Linked DNA regions of Homo sapiens: region 2 is linked to region 1. A link is an interaction called in ENCODE POLR2A ChIA-PET data of the cell type or tissue named here. Cell type or tissue: Panc1. All regions are shown on one strand. Each heading gives the region's core, and the rest is flanking DNA. Links, peaks and the distances in the headings are about the cores only. Region 1 overlaps ARGFX (arginine-fifty homeobox). Region 2 overlaps GOLGB1 (golgin B1).

Region 1 (2,918 bases), core at 146-2,645:
GGTGGCTCATGCCTGTAATCCCAGCACTTTGCAAGGCCGAGATGCGTGGATCACCTGAGGTCAGGAGTTCTAGAGCAGCCTGGCCAACATGGTGAAACCCTGTCTCTACTAAAAATACAAAAATTAGCCAGGCGTGGTGGCAGGCGCCTGTAATCTCAGCTACTTGGGAGGCTGCGGTGGGAGAATCGCTTGAACTTGGGAGACAGAGACTGCAGCAGAGATCACGCCACTGCACTCCAGCTTGGATGACAGAGAGAGAGAGACTCTGTCTCAAAAAAGAAAAAAAAAAGTAAAATGGCAAACTATGTAGTGGGAGAAAATATTTGCAAAGCATTTATCTAATAAGGGGTTAATAGCTATAATATATACAAAACTAGAACTCAACAACAATAAAAAAAATCCAATTAAAAATGGGCAAAAACCTGAGGTCAGGAGTTCAAGATCAGCCTGACCAACATGGAGAAACCCTGTCTCTACTAAAAATACAAAATTAGCTGGGTGTGGTGGTGCATGCCTGTAATCCCAGCTACTCGGGAGGCTGAGGCAGGAGAATCACTTGAACCCAGGAGGCAGAGGTTGCAGTGAGCCGAGATCACGCCATTGCACTCCAGCCTGGGCAACAAGAGCAAAACTCCATCTCAAAAAAAAAAAAAAAAAAAAAAAAGGCAAAAAACTTGAATAGATCTTTCTCCAAAGAAGATATACAAATGGACAAATCCATGAAAGATGCTCAGCAACATTAATTATTAGGGGAAAGAAAATCAAAACCATACCCGTTAGGATGACAACTATCAAAGAAACAGAAAAGAACAAGTGTCGGTGAGGATGGGGAGAAATCAGAATGTTTGCAGGAATGTAAAATGGCACTGCCGCTGTGAAAAACAGTATGATGGTACCTCAAAAATTAAAAATAGACTTACCAGTTCAAGACCAGCCTAGGCAATATAGTGAGACCCCATCTTATAAAATAAATATATTTACTGAAAGGTATGAAAAGCTCTTTCCAGAAGCATTCAGGGCAGCAGTCTCCAACCTTTTTGGCACCAGGGACTGGTTTGTGGAAGACAGTTTTTCCACGGACTGGTTGGGGGGCTGATTTTGGGATGATCCAAGGACATTACATTTATTGCACATTTTATTTCTATTATTATTACATTGTAATATATAATGAAATAATTATGCAACTCACCATAATGTAGAATCAGTAGGAGACCTGAGCTTGTTTTCCTGTAACAAGATGCTCCCATCTGTGGCTGATGGGAGACAGTGACAGATCACCAGGCATTAGATTCTCATAATGAGCATGCAACTTAGATCCCTCACCTGTGCAGTGCACAATAGGATTCATGCTCCTATGAGAATCTAATGCTACCAGCTGATCTGACAGGAGGCGGAGCTCTGGCAATAATGTGAGCTATGGGGAGCGACTGTAAATACAGATAAAGCTTCGCTGACTCATTCGCTGCTCACCTCCTGCTGTGCGGACCAGTTCCTAACAGGCCATGGACCCATACCAGTTTGTGACCCAGGGGATTAGGGACCCCGGATTTAGGAGATGTGGAAGAATATGTTACACACCAAATAGAATTGTTATTTCTTACATCTCACACAGTACATGGCTAAGAATTTTGCAGAAAATCCCCAGCAGAATGGTAATGTGGAAATAGAGGCTGCAGGAACATGGTGAGAACTGAGAGAACAGAAGAAAGTTCAGAAAATTGATATGTTTGAAGACCAAATGTATGTACAAATTAGTCATTGCTGTTTCACACAATTTCAGTGGTTTTAAAAAAATAAGTATTTGTTGTTGTTTATCAATCTACAAGCCAGGCCAGGTGCAGTAGCTCACGCCTGTAATCTCGGCACTTTGGGAGGCCGAGGCAGGCGGATCACAGGGTCAAGAGATCGAGATCATCCTGGCCAACATGGTGAGACCCCCCATCTCTACTAAAAATACAAAAATTAGCTGAGCGTGGTGGCGTGTGCCTGTAGTCCCAGCTACTCAGGAGGCTGTGGCAGGAGAATCTCTTAAACCTGGGAGACAGAGATTGCAGTGAGCCAAGATCGTGCCACTGCACTCCAGCCTGGCGACAGAGCGAGACTCCATTTCAAAAAAAAAAAAAAGAAAAAGAAAAAAATCTACAAGCCAGCTGGCCATTTCTGATCTTGGCTGGCATCTCTTGCATGCTTGAGGGTTGACTAGCTGTAAACTCATTTAAAGTAGCCTATGTTGCAGAATATGAGCTCTTTTCGCTATAGTCTCTCATCCTCTAGAAGGCTAGTCCAGGCTTGGAGGGAGAGAGTGGGTGAGACAGAGAGAGGGCAGGCATGAGAGCGAGCACAGAAGCATGCACGGCCTCTTGAGTGGGGGGCATCATCACTTCAGAGTGTCACTCTCTGGCTCAATTAAGAAGGTGTGGCTAGGTTGGGCACAGTGCCTCATGCCTGTAATCCCAGCACTTTGGGAGACCGAGGTGGGTGGATCATTTGAGGGCAGGAGTTTGAGACCAGTGTGGCTGATATGGTGAAACCCCATCTCTAATAAAAGTAAAAAAATTAGCCAGCATGGTGGTGAGCGCCTGTAGTCTCAGCTACTTGGGAGGCTGAGGCAGGAGAATCGCTTGAACCTGTGGAGTGGAGGTTGCAGTGAGCTGAGATTGAGCCATTGCACTCTAGCCTGGGTGTTCCGGTGAGACTCTGTCTCAAACATTAAAAAAAAAGTGTGGTTGAAAATAAATGAAATAAATGTAGGACAAAGAGAAAAGGAAGAGGAAAATAAGGTCTCATTGTACATAATCTGTGAAGTGACTCAATAAAATAAAGCTATTCTTTTTTATTTTATAAATGTGAAAACTGAGACCCTCCACGTAAACAGACATTTATGTTTTGCCAAATTTTCTCCTTTTTTTTTTCCTTTT
Region 2 (2,918 bases), core at 136-2,635, 120 kb after region 1:
GTTCTTCCTTACTTATTTGTCCTGCTGGGCTCATCTCATCATAATTTTGTTTAAGGCCAGAAGAAACTTCATTATCTTCTTCCACCTGCTCTTTTTTTGCTTCCTCAGCTCTGGATAATAAATTTAGCTGTTCTTTAAGAGTCTTAATTTCAACCCCAAGAGAAAACTTCTCTTCATTAAGCTGAACCATTTTCTCAGTCATACTAAAGCTGATTTCTGTCACTTGTTGATCCTTCTCCTCGATGGTTTGTTGGAGGGTTTCCACATCTCTCTTTTTCTCTAGTAAGAGCTGATCCATTTTTGTTATTTCAAGTTCCTTCTGTGAAAGAGCCTGGGACAGTTCTTCCACTTTACTTGAGATATGCCTTACACGTTCTGCCCCCTCAAGCACTTCACTTTCCTTATTTTGCAGCTGGCTTTGCAGGCTTCTTATCAGGGTACTCTGCTCAGAAAACTGAAGCTGCACATCATCCAGTTCATTCTGTAAAACTTCAATTTTCACATCTTTAGATTTGGCTTCTATGCTGAGACTATGGATCTGTTCAGTGAGCAGGTTGTCATGGGCAGTTTGGCTTTCATAATCAAGTCTTCTTTGCCTTTCTGCTTCTGCAAGGTTCATTTCCAGTTGCTTTACCTGAGCCCTCAATTCTGTTACCATGCTAAGTTCCTTCACCTGAGAGAGAAGCTGGTCTCTTTCTTCAGACAAAGCAGTGAATGCACTGCTGTTGTTGTCAGCATTTTTCTTAAACTCCTCAATCAACTGGTTTAGGTTGCTAATTTCCTTAGCTTTCTCATCTAAATTTTTCTCATAGATTTCTTGTGCTTTATGAAAGTTTAGCTCGAGCTCCAAAATTTGACTTTTTAACCTTTCCAACTCATCCTGATGACACTGACCAATATCTGGTACAGCAGAAAGGGATTTATCACCATCCTGCTTTGTTGATTTCAATTCTACTCCAGCATCATTTAAAGATATTTCCTCAGATGTTCTACTTTGATGTTCAGTGCTCGCCTGTTCTTTTTCAACTGCTGGAAGACTGCTCTCTTCATTTGGCATTAAGGGAAAATCTTGCCCTGTATCTTCAAGAAATACTTTCATTTTAATTGGAGCTATTCCCTCACCCTCCATCTGTTTCATTTCTTTCTGGTCAAGGACCTCATGATCTGCTTCCTCAGCCCTTTTTCCCTGGAGCTGTAATTTAAGAAATGCAATTTCCTCTTGAGCTTCTTTCATTTCCAACAATAAAACTGATAATTCTTTATGTTTCTGAGAAAATGTGTTTTCTAGAACATCTTGTCCACTTTCCTCAGCAGAAGAGCTCCTCTTGTTGGCAATATCAACAATGCTGATCTATTTTTAAAAAAGAAAAAAAAAGCTGTAATCAAATGTTTTATAACATTAAAAAAATAGCCCAACTAAAAACTTGTATTTCATCTTCTAAAACTTCAGACTTTTTGGTCAAAACCTTCTTTGTACCATAACACTGCTAAATCCTTTTAAAATCAGTTTGTATCTCCCAGCTGGACCTCCAAGGGCACTCTGCCAATCCTGCACTGAAGTCAAGCCCTATTCATAAGACCTAAGGAAATTGGGAATTCATTTTCTAGATATTCCTTACATAAGAAGCTTTTTTTCCTTCAGAATAAAACTCCTAATTGATTTTTTTTAAAAAGTAAGCAGATACTTTTGTTAGGAAGCCACATTACTCCTCAAGGGCATGTATAATTCTATCACTGACTTACTGATTAGAAAAACACAGCTAACTAAACAAAACGCAGCTAACAATACTCTTAAATCAACAGAATGATACTAAGCAACCATACCCTTCTTATAGTAATTTTCAGATTATTAAAAGGATCATTCTCCAAAGATCCCTTTTTATTTAATCTTAGTAAAACTATGCCAGTCTTATCTAATCTCTTCACTGAGAAACTTTTCTGAGATGAACAAAGAAGTTGAGATAGATGATAACCCAGTATAAAAAAATGTGTTATCAAATCCCAAATTAGTAGCTACTGTATTTGTGTTGCTTTAGAACAATGAATTTTAATATTCAGAAACAAGTAACAATAAATGAGATATAATAACCATTATGAATCTCTTTAATAGATCTTACTCTATAGGTAATGTACTTCTCTGGCAACACTAGAAAATTATGGACGTATTTTCATATGAAGCTACCTTCTCTTAATCTAGCTCATGTTCTGGTTATATTAAGAACACATCACTTACCTCACTGACTTCTCTGTCTGCCTCCCCAGTTCTATTCTGAGCCTCTAGGAGAGTAATCTGAGAAGACAGTTTTTCTGAAAGTCACAAAATAAATATCTTTAGAAGATATATGTGGAGTGTGTGAAAAAACAGGATTGCATGTGAAGCTATTTGAATTGTATGAAATAATTTTTTAAAAAATAAACAAAATAGCTTGGGAGAGGTGAAAGCCTTATTAAAGAAGTGGCAAGAGGATATGATTACATGAGATATAAGATAGAACAGTACTAGGTGATGATAATGAACCTGAATGAAGTATACTAAATAGTGGAAGGTTTGAAAGGAGAAGGATGCCAGGATGCAGGACATAAAGCAGCTATTTCTGTGGCATAATCTGGAACTTCTAGGACAATACATATAATTTATCCATAATCCTACTATGTTTGTAATATATATTTTGCATTAATATAGCACTTACAATGTTCTTCAATGTTCATAAAGATATCAAATTTTAGCACTAAAAGGGAGCTATCCTATCTCCTCAATGATCATATAAGGAAACAAAGAAATGACACAACCCGAAAGGTTACGCAGCTAGTTCAGGGAGCTGGGATTAGAATCCAAGTCTTCAGAGTTTTAACCCAAGTTCTGTGACAATGTGTATATATTGAGCATCAATATCAATATCCTCAAGAAGCTTATATTC

The links. Peaks named below come from ENCODE experiments on the same cell type or tissue, not always from the same donor. Only the 100,000 strongest peaks of a DNase experiment are listed, where the experiment ranks them.
Region 2: POLR2A ChIA-PET joins it to region 1 with 6 read pairs; 3 of 35 experiments call an interaction of 5 or more read pairs at or near these places.

What each region holds. Positions count from the first base shown.
Region 1 is chr3:121,573,209-121,576,126 of GRCh38, forward strand. All of the region lies in intron 2 of ARGFX (arginine-fifty homeobox), which reads left to right. Among named protein-coding and RNA genes, the nearest start is that of ARGFX, 6.7 kb to the left of the region's middle. In Panc1, for the core only: no CTCF peak of the experiment used is centred there; a DNase peak (open chromatin) is centred at 1,457.
Region 2 is chr3:121,697,579-121,700,496 of GRCh38, forward strand. GOLGB1 (golgin B1) reads right to left here. Exons shown (of 22, transcript NM_001366282.2): 12 at 2,234-2,307; 13 at 1-1,351. Among named protein-coding and RNA genes, the nearest start is that of HCLS1, 38 kb to the left of the region's middle. In Panc1, for the core only: no CTCF peak of the experiment used is centred there; no DNase peak of the experiment used is centred there.